2 separate regions of the Homo sapiens genome follow, and region 2 is linked to region 1. A link is a loop called in an ENCODE intact Hi-C map of the cell type or tissue named here. Cell type or tissue: HCT116. All regions are shown on one strand.

Region 1 (8,000 bases):
GGACCTGCCTGGGGCACACCCTGGCCCCCAGGAAGCCCGGCTCTGGGAGCACTGCAGCCAGGATGGAGGAGGCAGTCTTCAGAGAGGCACTGTCTAGGCCAGCCCTGTGGGGAGGGAAGGCCAGATGGGGGAACCTGGAGGGGCTTGTGAACTGGTTCCTGACCCTAGAAACCCAGCAGAGGTGGACTCGAAGCCCATTCTGGGGAGAAGGCACCGGCAGGCTTCTCCGCCTGAGGTCTGCCCTCCTGAGGGTGCCAGGAGAGCACAGCCCTGGGAAGACTGTAGCCTGGGCTGTGACCTGAGGACTAGGAAGCGTTTATGACAGACATGGAGAGGCCTAAGTCCCTGCTGAAGCCCAGCATCACATCCCATTCCTGAGCACCAAAGGCCCCAGGCCCTGGGTAAGAGAAGCTTCCTAAAGGGCATCCTGAGGGCCCCGCCCTGATCACCTCTTCTTTGGAGAATTTCAGGAGGGAGGCTGGCATGGGCCAGACAACTGGCTGGACAGGGAAGAGGTGGGAATATCTGGACCTCGCCTGCCTCTCGCCACACTCCCCGCTTCCCTCCTCACTGTAGCCAAAGTTCTCCCTGTGCTTTCCACCGACAGTTCATGGCCTGTGCGTGCTATTCCTTCTGTCTGGAACGCCCTTTTCCCCTTTGCTTCCCCTTTCTAATTCGTCATTTTTCAGGTCTCACCTTAGAAGTCACTTCCTCCAGGAAGTCCTTCCTGCCTTGTCCTCCTCTGATCTGGGCTGGATGTAAGCCTCTGTGCTTCCAGGACGTCCTGCCTCTCACCCTCACCCCCGGATGGAGTTGCTGGTTTTCCCACCTGTCTCCCTCTCACCCTCACCCCCGGATGGAGTTGCTGGCATTCCCACCTATCTCCCCTCTCACCCTCACCCCCGGATGGAGTTGCTGGCATTCCCACCTATCTCCCCTCTCACCCTCACCCCCGGATGGAGTTGCTGGCTTTCCAACCTATCTCCCTCTCACCCTCACCCCCGGATGGAGTTGCTGGCTTTCCCACTTGTCTTCCCTGCCAGGCCAGAGGCTTCCAGCGGGTCGGCCCTGGCTCTGCCCTGCTCAGTGTTGGAGCCCACATGCCTTGCCAGGTGTGCAGTGCTTAGTATGTTCTCAGTCCATGTTTTTGAGTGAACAAATAGATACGTGAAAAAAAACCCAAAATCACCCCCAAAAGATGTGATCATTTCCCAGGCCCAATGGGAAGATCTCTGCCCATGTTTCCTCCAAGTGGACGCCTTGCCCTGGGCACTGCCCCCGTGTGTGTGTGTGTGTGCACGACTGCCTGCATGTGTGTACATTTGTGTGCATGTGCATGTGTGTGCAAGTCTGTGCATTTGTGTGTACATTTATGTGTGTGGGTGTGTGTGCGCATGTGTATGTGTGTATTCATGTGTGTGTGTTCGTGTGTGTTCATGTGTATGTGTGTGTGTTCGTGTGTGTGTGTGTGTGTGTTCGTGTGCATGCACGTAAAGGGTGCTCACCTCCTCCTGAGCTCCTTCAGGGCACCGCTCCAGCACGGGCCCAGGTAATCCCCCAGGAGCTTTAGCTGCTCCCAGCTCCTCCCGATGAGGTGCATCCGCTCCACATGCTCGTACAGAGATGCGTTTGCCATCTGCAGGTTGATGAGGGGCTGGGCCCAGATCTGCATCAGAAACTTCAGGGCCTGCCTGCAGATCTGGGGGCACCACCAGGCATTAGGGATGGGAAGGAATCGCTGTTCAATGAGCACTGCCCGGCCAGGTGCCACATGACCTCCTCACTTACCTGAGGGGCTATCTTCATTTTACAGATGGGGAAACTGAGGCTCAGGGAGATGAGGGGATTTGGCTAGGGTCACCCAGCTTGTAAATGGTACAGTCAAGCTCTGAACCCAGTTTATCTGACTCCCAAACCCACTCTCCCTCTAAGGGCAAGGGTCGCTGCCCCCTCCCCAACCATGCTGAGATGAGGGAGGGACTGCTTTGGTTAACGCCCCCTCCCTCTGGGCCTCACAGATCAGGGTCTCTGGGTTCAGGAACCCTTGGAGCTCTTTCCCCAGAGTTGTTTCCTGGCCATGCCCATCCTATTCCTGGAGTCAGAGTGCCACAGCAGACACATCTGAGCCGAGGGCTCCCTGTGACCTTCCTCCCTCTCCCACAGAGGCAGCCTTCCAAGTTTTCTACCCCCGACTACACAGTGGAGCTGAAGAGCACCACTCTCTGCTGGGCCCCTAAAACAAATCCAGTAAGAAGAACGTGCTGGAGGTGAGTGGTGGGGGTGGGGAGAAGGAGGGAAGGGGCTTAGTGATGCCTGCCAGCCCTCTGAAACTAGTGACCTGGAAATGACCTGGGGGTTTTTGACCCTTAATTCCCTATGAGCCAACACTGAGTGCAGCTTTTGGCTGTATTAATAGAGGTAAGAGTCCAGAGCCAGAGAGGTGATATTGGTGCAGTTGCTGGCAGTGCTCTGGGACCCTTACTGTAGGCAAGCCCCAAGTAGGAGGACCTGGGAAGAATTGGGGCTACCATTCTCAGGGCTCAAGGCCAAAGCTGCATCCCCGCCCCAGGGGACCTGTCCTGTGTTTCTAGCATCACAGATTCTGCAGTTCCCCCTCCAGGAGCTGAGTTAATAATAATCCTTGCCCTGGAGGGTGGTGAGGAGTAGGGCCTCTGGAAGAGGAAATTCTCATGCCTAGAATGGCAGCCCTCGTCCCAGCCTGAGAGAGACAGGAGGCTCCGTGTCCTTGGCTGCTTACTGTGACAGGCCTGGTTGGGAAACCTCTTTCTCCCCAGGTGCCCTTCCCTGTCCCTGAGCCAAAGCCCCATTTCTGTCTGGACTGCATCCCCAGTGAATAAACCGGGGCAGTGGGCAAGACTACCAGGTTACCCCCACAGGAAGGGAGAGAAGACCCAGGATGGGTACTCCCAATGCCACACCCTTCACTGTCCACGTCTTATCTTGTTTTTAAACTACTCTTACCCTGACCTCAGTCCCTAGAAGGTTTGAGGCAGATCACAACAGAAACACACGTGGTGAACTGGCAAATTCACTGAAAAGCCAGGACCACAAAAAACAAGTTAGAGATGGGACTCAAGATGGAGAGGAATTAGGGGGCAGATGATGTACAGGTGCTAAGGTGTGGTTGCTGAAGAAAATTTAGCTCTGACTTTCCTGCTAGGTAAGGTGAAAAGAGAGGGGCTATCAGGTGCATGTCTCTTTGTTGTTGAAAAAATAATAAAACCCACCCAGATGTTGAGGGAATCAAAGCTTTTTCCTAACCCTTCGCTCTTAAATTTCTTGTGTGTAGCTCTGTGAACATGGGATCTAGAAGGACAAGTCAGGTACCCTGCAAAACACCTCCAGGGAGGTTTAATGGGGCTGCTTCAGGTGGCATTATTATGATGAAGGCCAGCAGCATGACCTCATGTCTCAGCTCAGAAAAAGCAATTCTGCAAAGAACCTGACTGTGTAGTTTCTTGATTATTCACCAAGCTCCATTCAGTTCTAGAACCAGGATATCTACAAAGCAAAGTTGGAAAACTGGTTTCATCTCATGAGCTACTCTGATGACTAGGTCTGGAGTCTTGTGGGGTTTTGTTTTTATTTTTTGTTTCTGTTTTTGTTTTTGTTTTTAGAGACAAGGGAGCTTGGGTTTCCTTTCTACCCAGCAGGCATGGCTCAGTGGCAGACACCAACCACTGGCATCTGGGTTGTATTTCATAATTTGCACAGTACTTGCAGAACCTTGTCTCATTTAAGCTTTGTAATAACCCCACAAAAATAGCTGGTAGTAGCTGAATTTTACAGACACTGAAATGGAAGCTTGAAGAAATTAGGTGAAGGTCAGGGTGAGGCAGCTAGTGAGCAGCAGAGCCCGCCCTCTGGTCCCAAGGCCCAGGGACCCTTCTGCCTGCCCCTGGGGGAGTCAGGGCCTTTGCCTTTTGCCCAGGGCACACCCACTGGCCGCTCCCACTGGCCCCCCGCTGTGGAGACACCTCTACACTGTAAGAACTATCCAACCAAGGGGGCCAAAGCCAGCCTTGCTCCACAGTCCTGAGGCATCAGACACTGTGCAGACTGCCCTGCCCCCTGCTGGCTGCCTGTCTGCTTCCCGTGGCCAGCCCTGACCGCGGCCCCTGTCCCCCAGCCACTTATTGCTCGCCACAGCCCCTACTCTGCTGCTTCCATTCTGGGGCCCGAGTGGACGGGTGGACCTAGAGGAGGCTGGCATTGCTGAGCCAGCAGCAGGGACACTAGACACAGGCAACAAGGGTAATGGAGCAGAACACAGGCTCTGGAACCAGCCAACATGGCAAAACCCTATCTCTACTGGAAATACAATAATCAGCTGGGTGTGGTGGTGCACGTCTGTAATCCCAGCTCCTGGGGAGGCCGAGGCACTTGAGCCCAAGAGTCAGAGGTTGCGGTGAGCTGAGATCATACCACTGTACTCCAGCCTGGGTGACAGAGCAAGACTCTGTCTCAAAAAAAAAAAAAAAAAAAAAGGAAGCACTGGAGGACATTAAACAAATAGCAGATCCTCCAGCCTGGCCAACATAAAAATACAAAAATTAGCTGGGCATGGTGGCGGGTGCCTGTAATCCCAGCTACTCGGGAGGCTGAGATAGGAGAATCACTTGAACCCAGGAGGCTGAGGCTGCAGTGAGCCGAGATCGCGCCACTGCACTCCAGCCTGGGCGACAAAGGGAGACTCCATCTCAAAACAAACAAACAAACAAACAAAACAAAACAAAACAAATAGTAGATCTGGTCAAGCCCCTCAGAGCTGTTACATAAACCAACTACTGAGGGTAAAGACCTTTGGAAGGACCATTTAAAACACCTGGGGCTTCATCGGGCTGGATTTGCTCGGAGCTACAGGTGGAATCAAGAGTTCTCTATAATCATCACTTGCACAGCGTAGTTTTCAGGGAAATATTTTCCTATTTGACAGGTGAAACAGTATTTTTCACCTGCCTGTAGGCAGTTTTGAGACAATATAGTACTTTTCCAGAAGTGCTTCCCTGAATGACTGCGCACGATTATGATGACATTCTGGAATGGGGTTTTATAACACTTGTGGGAACACGCTGCCCCTTTAGCAATGGAAAACAGGACTTCAGAGCTGCCTTCTGAAAGGCCTGGTCCCTGCAGATGGAACCCACCTGGGACCCTCCTGGTCACCTACCCATCTGCCTCCAGTGTACCACCCGGAAGCTCTTATGCCCCTGTGCGGGGGCTGCCTGGGGGCATTAGACCAAGCATGTGTGCCTTCCCCAGGAAGCAGGCAAACCAAGGAAGCAGGCAAACCCAGATCTGAATGCCAGCCACACCACTTCATCACTATGTGACCGGACAGGTTTCCTAACCTCTCTGAGCACCCATTTCTTCAGCTGTAAAATAATGATAGTTCTTACAGTGTGTTGTTGTAAAGATTAATTAGTAGGGGGAGTTCTGAGTGGTGGAAATATGAGTGGTGGTTATTCTTGACTTTGTGCCTACCTTTAAAAAAAATTAACAGATCCTTTCCACCACAGAAGCTCCCAAGTTACTAGGAGCTGACTCTGGCCATACCACTCACTCTCTACCCATCTCCCAGGCTGCTTCCAGCAGATCGGCTTCTTTGTACGACCCAAGCTCTGTGCCTTCTCTGGCCTCTATTACTGTGACATCTGCCACCAAGATGATGCCTCAGTGATTCTGGCCAGGATCATCCACAGCTGGGACCTCACCAAGCACCTGGTAAGTCTCGAGCCCAGCTCGTCACAGCCACTCAGGGCTGGTGAGGGACAGAGGGGTGTTCAATCCTCTTTGCTGCTGCTGTTCATCTGTTTAGAGGAGTTTGGCTCCTCTAAACAAGGGAAGCTGGGGTCACTGGTTCAGGCACTGTGACGTGGGGGAGCTAACCAAGAGAAAAGCTTGGTGCCTGTCCACAGCCCTGGGCAGAGCTCCGTCGGTGGCTGTCTTGGTCCCCAGGAGGGAGTCTGAGGATGGTTTCCTGCAGCTACAGACATAACCGCTTAAGGCACCAGCAGATAAATGACTGATTAGGTAGATAGATAGATAGATAGATAGATAGATAGATAGATAGACAGACAGATAGGCAGGTGGATGGTGGATGAGTGGATGGGTAGGTGGATGGTTACCTGGGCAGGTGAATGAGTAAATGGGTAGGTGGATGAGTGGATGGGTTGGTGGGTAGGTGGATCAGTAGGTAGATGGGTAGATAGGTGGGTGAACGGGTAGATAGCTAGATGGGTAGGTGGATGGGTAGGTAGATGGGTAGATGGGTGGGTGATTGTGTAGATGGCTAGCTGGGTAGATGGGTAGGTGGATGGGTAGATGGGTGGGCAGTGTGTAGATGGGTGGGTGGATGGGTGAATCGGTAAGTGGATGGGTAGATGGGCTGGCCAGCGAGCTGGCTATACCTTGGAGCAGTCATCCTTAAAGACTATCAAGTAGGCGTATCCATGAATTAATGACGAGGAACCAAGAAGATAGTAAATGACAAAGCTAAATGCAGTAGCAAAGCTGATACAAGGTGACATGGAGCTCAAAGAAGGAGCAGATTTTTAATAATATGTCTAAAGCAATAGTTTCATAAATGCAATTGTTAGCTTAGAGGAAGTAATAATGACCCACATGGTGAATGGTACATGGTAGAATGCATAGCTTTCTATGATTCTATAGCAAGCTGAAGAAAGAGAAAAAAGAACGTGCACTGTGGTAGACTATAAAAAACTGCTTCAACAAAATTTTCAACTGAAATTGGTCTTCCAGACCTTTCTCCACCCCTTTATCCTGAATGGGCTTCTATAAAATCCCCAACAAATAGAATATACAGAGAATGACAGTGTAGGATTTCTGAGGATAAGTCATAAAAGTTAATACAGCTCACTGTCTCTATTGAAGCTTGTTGTGGAATTTAGTACCAGGTATAAGGAAGCCAATGCCATGCAGAAAGTCAGCATGTAAGTCTTCCAACAGATAGCATCAGCTAACATCTAAGCCAATGGCTGGCATCAACTTCCAGATTTGTGAGTAAGCAATCTTTAGACAATTCTAGCAACAAGTCTTTGCAATACCCCCCCAATGACCATGATCAGAGCAAAATCAAAATAAAATTGCTGCTTTATGAAAATAAACGTTGTCATTGTTTTAAGCCACTTAATTTACGGTTAGTTTATTACAAAGAAATAGATGACCAGTAAAAACTTTGAGTAGTGAAGATGTAAGAGCAGTAAGGATTAAAAGTGCTGAAAGAACTGGAAGTGAACAGCAGAGGAGGAAAAGTTAAGAAACAAATGAGAGCTCCTGAGAATGTCAAAAACAGAGAGATTTGCATTTTGGCTGAGGATAAGAAGAATATAGATCAAAGGCATAGAGAAAAAATGTGCTTGAAATATAGACTAAACTCCCAGAGTTTCAGCTATTGATAAAATTCAGATTTTTTTCACGAGTTCAAGAGATCAAGACCATCCTGGCCAACATGGTGAAACCCTGTCTCTACTAAAAATACAAAAATTAGCTGGGCGTGGTGGCGGTGCCTGTAGTCCCAGCTACTCCGGAGGCTGACGCAGGAAAATCACTTTAACCCGGGAGGCAGAGGCTGCAGTGAGCTGAGATTGTGCCACTGCACTCCAGCCTGGCGACAGAGTGAGACTCCGTCTCAAAAAAAAAAAAAAAGAAAAAAAAGAAAAGTCAGATTTTTTCAGACAGAAGTGTTTTATCAGCATTCAAAATAAATTTACTAAGAAAATCACAGTGTCTATTTTGGGAAAAGTAACCATCTCCTAGTCCAACTGTCTACCTAAGAGAAAAGTCTGAAATATATATAGCACTTAATTGTTATTGTATTTCTTTTCTCATAGTTAAAATCATTGAATGCCATCTTTGCATGAAAATATTGTGCAGAGTTCAAAACACTAAAAATATACGAGTAGTTCTTGGTTTTTGGTCATAAAAACAAACTATATTAGATGAGATAAAAGAACTAC
Region 2 (8,000 bases), 91 kb before region 1:
CAGTGGCTCATATCTGTAATCCCAACAACTTGGAAGGCTCAGGCAGGAGGATTGCTTGAGGCCAGGAGTTCAAGACCAGCCTGGGCAACATAGTGAGACCCTCGCCTCTGAAAAAATTAAATATTAATAAAAACAAACCCTAGTAGCTTCAGTCTTTGATTCTCCATCCCTCATTTCATCCCTTTGTCTTCTGGTAATATAATTTCCTTCTTGTTTTTCCTTTGGGATGAGCCACTTTCGCTCCCTGGGATTCTGCTGGGATTGAGTTACCGCCTTCCGGGCTCAAGCGATCCTCCCACCTCAGCCTCCCAAGTCGCTAAGACCATAGGTGCATGCCACCATGCCTGGCTAATGTTTTGTATTTTCTGTAGAGCCGGCGTTTTACCCTGTTGCCCAGGAGTTTTTCCTTTAATGTTCTCCTGCTACTTACTAATTCACTTTGTCACCCTGTGAGCTCATAAGAGCAGAGAGATAGCAACAGGAGCTAAAAAAAACTCTAAGCTGGGAAAAAATATTAAATATGAAATCATGATAGCTATTAGCTTAATTTGTTTTAGGCAAATTGCAAAGTAATTTTTTGGGAATCAGTGTCCCACTGCAGTGATTCCATACGGGGATTCCTAATTCCCAGTATGTTTTTAAAATAATTTGTAAACACCTAGTACAAACACATGATATGAAATTCAAGAGGTACAAAAGGGCATACAGCCCTGCACTCTCCCAGTTTCCCTCCCCGAAGGCAACCGCCATTACCAGTTTCTCGTGTGTGCTTCCAGAGGTATTCTTGTCCAACAGAACTTCAGTGATGAAAACAGTTGCCTGTGCTGCCAGTTTGGAAGCCATTAGCCACACGGGGCAGTTGAGCACTTGATATGTGGCTAGTGTGTCTTAGGAGCTGAATTTAAAAAAAAATTTTTTTTTTTTTAAAGACTCAGTGTCTTGCTCTGTTTACCAGACTGGACTGCAGTGATGTGTGAACATGGCCTCAAACTCCTATTTATTTATTTTTTGAGACAGGGCCTCACTCTGTTGTCCAGGCTGGAGTGCAGTGGTGCAGTCATAGGTCACTGCAACCTTGACCTCCTGGGCTCAAGAAATCCTCCCACCTCAGCCTCCTAAGTTGCTGGGACTACAGATGAATGCCACCATGTTTGGCTGATTTTTACAATTTTAAATTTTTTGCCTGGGCGCAGTGGCTCATGCCTGTAATCTCAGCACTTTGGGAGGCTGAGGCGGGCAGATCACCTGAGGTCAGGAGTTCGAGACCAGCCTGGCCAACATGGCGAAACCTTGTCTCTACCAAAAATACAAAAATTTGCTGGGCATGGTGGTGCGTGCCTGTAGTCCCAGCTACTTGGAGGCTGAGGCACGATAATCGCTGAACCCAGGAGGCAGATGTTGTAATAAGCTGAGACTGCGCCACTGCACTCCAGCCTGGGTGACAGAGTGAGACCCGTCTCAAAAAAAATAAAAATAAATAAATAAATAAATTTTTTGTAGAAAAGGGGTTTCACTATGTTGCCCAGGGTGTTCTTGAACTATTGGCCTCAAGCTATCCTCCCACTTGGCCTCCCAAAGTGCTAGGATTACAGGCATGAGCTACTGTGGCCAACCTAAATTTATATGTAAATAGCCATATGTGGCTAGTGGCTACTGTATCAGACCTCACAGTTCTGTACAGATAACGCACAGCGCACAGTAGCATACTATACACGCCCTACTAAATCTTGCTTTGTTCCCTTAACGGCACCTATGCATCTTGGAGATAGATTGTCCCAGTCTGCCTCATTTTTAAAAACTGCTGCATAATATCCTCTTGTAATCCACAAAGGCAATCCCAGACCCAGCCTGGGGGGCCATGGGTCATCACTTTTTACAACAAGCTCTAAAATCTTCCACATATACCATAATCAAGGCACTTCAGAACAACCCTAGGTTCCTCATGCCTCTACTTTTATTAGCCTGGGCCTGACATAGTTGGACATTGAATAGTCACTTCTGGGGGCTGGTGGAAATAATTTACCATGAGTGACTGCCCTAAAATATACTCTCCACCCACATGGCCCGTGTCTGGCATTCACTAGTGCTGGTGGCATTCTTTAAGGTTGCTCATATCTCTAAGTGGTTCTCCTTTAAAGAGCAAAGTCTCCTGGGAAAGGTGGTCATTAAGCAGAACATCTGGGGCTCATCTTGCTTTTGCCCTGTTGAGAGGGGCCAAGGGACTTGGTAGAGCAGCAGGGGCTCTGACGGTGAACCTCATTGTTTTTAAAATTATTCTTAAGAGGCCAGGTGCGTTGGCTCACACCTGTAGTCCCAGGATTTTGAGGAGCAGAGGCAGGAGGATCGTTTGAGTCCAGGAGTTCAAGATTAGACTGAGCAACACGGGGAGACCTCATCTCTACAAAAAATTTAAAAGAAAATTAATTGGGCATCGTGGCATGAGCCTGTGGTTCCCGCTACTCGGGAGGCTGAGGTGGGAGGCTGTGGTTCCCGCTACTCACCTGAGCCCAGGAGGTTGAGACTTGCAGTGAGCTGAGTTCACACCACTGTACTCGAGCCTTGATGACAGAATGAGAGTTTCTCAAAAAAAAAAAAAAAAAAAAAATTGTCCTTAAGTCCATGTGGACCCCTGACTAGGTTTGTGCCCTAGACAGCCTTCCTCTGAGGGCAATTCAGGTGGTGAGACTCCAGCTTTAAATGGCCTCTAGAGAAATTTCACTAACCTGCCTTGGTGTTTGACCCTGTATAACCCCTTTCTTCTGGAGGTCCCTTTGGGTGGCAGTAGATACGGGATTTGGTGTCTGACAGCTCTGGGGACAGATCCCAGCTCCAAATGGCAGAGTCTCTACAGATTACAAGCCAAATACTTAGCACTATGTGCTGATCTTCAGGAAGTCAGTCTATATTTCATAACAAGTCACATGGGGATAATGAAGGAATGGCCTAAAACGCTCTCAGTAATATTCCTGAGTCATCCCTCAGGGCTGGGCTTGGTGTTAGGCATGGCGGGGAAGGGAGCAGAGCTGTGTGCAGAGGAAGATGCAGTTCTTGCCTTGTCAGGGTCCCTGACCTGATGGCGACCCATGGTGGAGTCTTCATAGTGATAGACACCACTGTAAAAGCAGATCCAGGTTGTGCAACCCTCAAAGCAGGTCTCCTCACTCACCGGGATAGATAGACTATTGGCGGTACCTGCATCCACCGCTTGCCATGGTTTCGTTGTGGGTGGAGGATACTTTCCTGTCCCCTGGCTTTGGGTTTGCCCATGTGGATTGCTCTGGCCTTGGAATGAAGCAGAAACCAAAGGCTGCCAGTTCCGAGCCCACGTCTGAAGTCGCCTTAGGTGGTTCCGCGGGCCCCGTGCGCTCCCACCTTCACCCAGAGGGCCTTCTCTGGTGCAGCCGCTGCTTCTTCAGCCTCCGCCCAAAAGGAACGGAGGCCCCTGGCTGATCCGCAGGCCTACAGGGAGCCACAGAGCGCAGCGGCTGGACCAGCGTTCAAGCCCAAGCACAGGCCTGCGAGAACCTTGTTCCAGCCGCCGTTTAGGATGGTTGATTAGGACGCGTTGCAGTGGCGGTAGCTCACCAATCCAGTGCGTGCACCCGCTCCTTTATTAGGCCATAGAGCCAGTGGCTCCCACAGGGACCTGATACAACAGTGCGTTAAATAAGGAGCATATTGAGCTCTCATGTCGTAAGCCAGTGGAGAAGTCCAGGGCTAGTGTGGGGGCTCCGGCGGGGGCTGTGGCCCGCATCCGCATGGAGCCTCCCCATGGTTCACAGGTCTCAGTCTTCGGAGCCTTCGGCCCTGCGAGCCCGAACGGTCCACAGGGGGGCGCCAAACCCTCTTTCGAACGCCATCCTCTAAAGCCTAGGCTCCAACCGGTTCCATTTCTTCAGGCTCAGGATTTTCACTCTTCTCGAATGGGGGTGTCCCTCCCCCAATCTTCTGAGTCGCAACAGCATCTCCCTCCCTCCAGGACCTCAGAGCCAGAGCTGGGCGAGAGGCCCTGACCTCCGGGGTAGGGTGGAAGCGTCCCTGTGAAGGTGCTGTCCTGCCTCCCATCCCCAGGCGCCGGGCCTCTCCCACCCTCAGCGCCCTGCTCACCTCCAGCTGAAGATGTCAGGGCACCTCTGCTTCCTCCCTGCCGTTTCTGCAGTACCGCCGAGTGTGCATAAACGGGTTTAATACAGGCTTTGCTGGGTGCGGGGACTCCCACCTGTAATCCCAGTACCTTGAGAGACCAAGGCGGGAGGATCACTTGAGGCCAGGAGTTCAAAACCAGCCTGGGCAACAAAGTGAGGCCCGTCTCTGGAAAAAAAAAAAAAAAAAAGAATAAAAGAGGTCCCTTTTTCTGGGAGATTGATATAGGGGAGTGTGAGTTAGAAGGGAGGCATCGAGGATCAGTCATTTAAAGCAGCATCCAAGGATGTTCAAGGCTAGAGATCCACAGGTGTATTTTCAGAAACTGAATTTCCTGGCGGGGCACAGTGACTCATGCCTGTAATCCCAGCACTTTGGGAGGCCAAGGTGAGTGGATCACTTGAGGTCAGGAGTTCAAGACTAGCCTGGCCAACATGCTGAAACTGTTTTTAGAAAAAAAAAAATTGGCCAGGCATGGTGGTGGGCGCCTGTAATCCCAGCTATTCGGGAGGCTGAGGCAGGAGAATCACTTGAACCTGGAAGGCAGAGGTTGCAGTCAACCGAGATCACGCTACTGCACTCCAGCCTGGGTGACAGAGACTGTCTCCAAAAACAAACAAACACACAAACAAAACACAAAAAAACCCCAAAACCCAAAACAAGCCAGGCGTGGTAGCTCGCACCTGTAATCTCAGCCCTTTGGGAGGCCAGGGCGGGTGGATTACCTGAGGTCAGGAGTTTGAGACCAGCCTGACCAACATGGGGAAACCCCGTCTCTACTAAAAATACAAAAATTAGCCGGGCATGGTGGTGCATGCCTGTAACCCCAGCTACTAGGGAGGCTGAGGCAGGAGACTTGCTTGAACCCAGGAGGCAGAGGATGCAGTGAGCTGAGATCGTGCCATTGCATTCCAGACTGAGCAACAAGAGCAAAACTCCACCTTAAAAGAAAAAAAAAAAAAGAAAAAACAAACAAAACTCCTGAATTTCCCTGTGGATACCTTTTCTCTGGCAGACTTTTTCAATGAGGGCTAAGTTGTCTCCAATACTATATGGCCTGTAGACCGCTCAGCTTTCATTCCAGTGAAAACATTCCAGAAAAATCTCTGAATCAATCCCAGGTGTTTCTCCAATCAGCTCAGGATGATTGTGTGTTACCTGCTGCCCAGCTAGTGACACCTCTCCAGGCCTCTGACTTAGCTAGGTCTCCACCATGTGACTCCACCGTAGACTCCCCGCCTTCTTCTTTTGCAAAGCCTTGGACACCCAAACACCTACCAAAAGTGGGTTAGTGTGCCAGGACACCTCCAAGTGTAAGTGGGGCTCTCCAGCACACCTGGATGTGGAGGTGTGATGCAGAGTGGTGGCTGCTCGTGACACTCATTTCACCCCTTTCTGTGCAGGTGCCAGAAGCCCAGGAAGCACACATCAAGGCTCGCTTGCCAGCGGGGTGCTGCCAATAAAATGTAGTCACGTGGAATTTGGGATGTGGAAAGGAGGTAGAAGTCATCCTTTCCTCCCCCATAGCAGCAGGTGTGCAGGCTCTGGTGGTCAGCTGGACTCCATACTCCCCCACCAGTCACCAGCCTGGGGACCGTGGGGCTGCAAGGACCTCAGCAGCAGTTTCCCAAGTTTCCTGACTTCTTCCATCCTCTGGAAATCAGCTGTGGTAAAGTAGCCTGAAAGCCAGTGGTGCAACCCCATCCCCACAACCTTCACCACCTCTAGCCCCTCCAGTGATAAGCACTAATTGCCTATATACAACCCTTTTTTGTTTGAAATATCTAGAGTAATTTCTGTTTTCCTATCTGGGGTAGTGTAACATAAGAAGAAATATATATTTGGTCTCTGCCCCCAGTTCCTAACACAAAGCTCCCAAAACCCTTGAAAATTCCTGAATGATGGCAGTGCTAAGAGCATTGTCCTTTGTTAGTTTATCATTTTTCTTTTCTCCTAGGTGTTTTTTCCTTTTTAAACTTTTCTTTTAGGTTAGGGGGTACATATGCACGTTCGTTATATAGCTAAACTTGTGTCATGGGGGTTTGTTGTACAGATTATTTCATCACCCAGGTACCAAGCCTAGTACCCAATAGTTTTTTCTGCTCCTCTCCCTCCTCCCACCCTCCACCCTCAGGTAGGGCCCAGTGTCTATTGTTTATGAGTTCTCATTATTTTGCTCCCACTTATAAGAACATACAGTATTTGGTTTTCTGTTCCTGTCTTAGTTTGCTGAGGATAATGGCCTCTAGCTCCATCTGTGTTCCTGCAAAAGACATGATCTCGCTGTTTTTTATGGTTGCACATCTTTTGTTCTAACATTTGGTCCTTAAACCTGGTTCCTGACACAGAGCTCCTAAATCCCTTGGAATTTTCTGGGTGATAGAAGCGTCCTTTGTTCTCATGAGGTGACTCTTGGTGGGCTCCTTATTTGGGGACTGGTCACCAAAAAGACCTATGGTTGGAAGTGTTGTGCTGTCAGCCCCATTCCCCATCCTCTGGGGTGGGGAGTGGAGCTGGAGCTCAATCATGCCTACGTGATAAAGCCTCCAGAAAACTCCTTAAAAGACAGGACTTGGAGAGCTTCCGGGTTGGCGAACACATCCATGTTCCAGGAGAGTGGTGCACCCCAACTCCACAAGGACCCTTCCAGACGTCACCCTGTGTATCTCTTCATCTGGCTTCATCATTTGTGTCCTTTAAAATATCCTTTGTAATAAATCAGCAATAGTAAGAAAACTGTTTTCCTGGGTTCCATGAGCTGTTTTAGCAAATGTTCAAACCTGAGGAGGGAGTTGTGGGGACCTCCAATTTATAGCCAGTTGGTCAGATGCATAGGTGATGCTTGGCCTTGCACCTGGGGTCTGACATGGGGATGGTCCTGTGTGACAGAGCCCTTAACCTGTGGAGTCTGGTGCTCACTCTGCTTAGGGCTTCTCTGCCTTTTTAGTGTCCTTCTAGAAGGCCTTTCCTTCCTCTTGTCAGCTCAGAAAACTTTTCTTCCACTTCCCTTCTTCTAAACCATCCCTTACATCTACTCCTTTCCAGCCGACCAAGAGCAGAACCACGGCTGGCTCCACTGCCACCATGCTGTCCCACACTGTCTCCTCGGGATGTATTCAGATGTCCAACCCTCCCCCCAGTCTAGGAGCCACCCCCCTTTGAGGAAAGGGATGCTGGCCTAGTCAACTCTTTCCCAGCACCAGGCACAGCATCTGGCACATTCCATCTTTTTCATGGACTCTCCCCAGGCGGCCTGACCTTCCCTCCTCTGAACCAGTGCATTTCTTGTCTGCATCATGTTTGCCCTAATCAGATACCACCTTATTTCCATCTTTTAAAAAATGCTCTATTTCTCTGGCAGGCTTCATCGGAATCACAATTTTCATTCATTTAGTAACTGTTGGCCTTGTATCCACCTCTCTCTGGCACTCAGGTCTCACTTAAGAGCTGGCTGTCTGTGATTTGCAATCAGTGAGATGGAGACAGAGGGAGCCCTAGGCAGTCATGTTTTGTTCCACCTGACCCTGGGCGCCACTCCCCCTCCCAGGCTACAGGCGGACATGGGCACCAGCCAGGGAGAGACAGCTCATCCATACTCTGGCCCAGCAGAAACTCTGGGCTTAGACAAAACTGCTCAATTGAGGACAAACTGGGCAAAGTAGAATCTTACTTTGGGAGTTTTTAGAAATATGGTGGGGTGGCATTTGGGAATAATAAGAATTGTAGCTGGGCATGGTGGTACGCGCCTGTAGACCCCCAGCTCTGGAGGCTGAGGTAGGAGGATCTTTGGAGCCCAAGAGCTTGAAGCAGCAGTGAGCTATGAAGCACCACTGCACTCCACCCTGGGTGACAGATCA

What was found. A loop is a pair of places that touch in the nucleus more often than their neighbours do. Peaks named below come from ENCODE experiments on the same cell type or tissue, not always from the same donor. Only the 100,000 strongest peaks of a DNase experiment are listed, where the experiment ranks them.
Region 2: it touches region 1 in a loop (4-fold over the local background); 3 of 110 quality-filtered maps call a loop at or near these places.

Annotation. Positions count from the first base shown.
Region 1 is chr17:64,934,981-64,942,980 of GRCh38, forward strand. No RefSeq gene overlaps it. Among named protein-coding and RNA genes, the nearest start is that of LRRC37A3, 20 kb to the left of the region's middle. In HCT116, a CTCF peak has its summit at 4,111 (motif pointing left); no DNase peak of the experiment used is centred here.
Region 2 is chr17:64,844,176-64,852,175 of GRCh38, forward strand. LOC105371860 (a long non-coding RNA gene) reads right to left here and starts at 2,582. Exons shown (of 2, transcript XR_934918.4): 1 at 2,502-2,582; 2 at 221-895. LOC105376844 (a long non-coding RNA gene) reads left to right here and starts at 5,636. Exons shown (of 4, transcript XR_934912.4): 1 at 5,636-5,812. RefSeq lists an enhancer at 3,876-3,925. In HCT116, a CTCF peak has its summit at 3,842 (motif pointing right); a DNase peak (open chromatin) is centred at 3,866.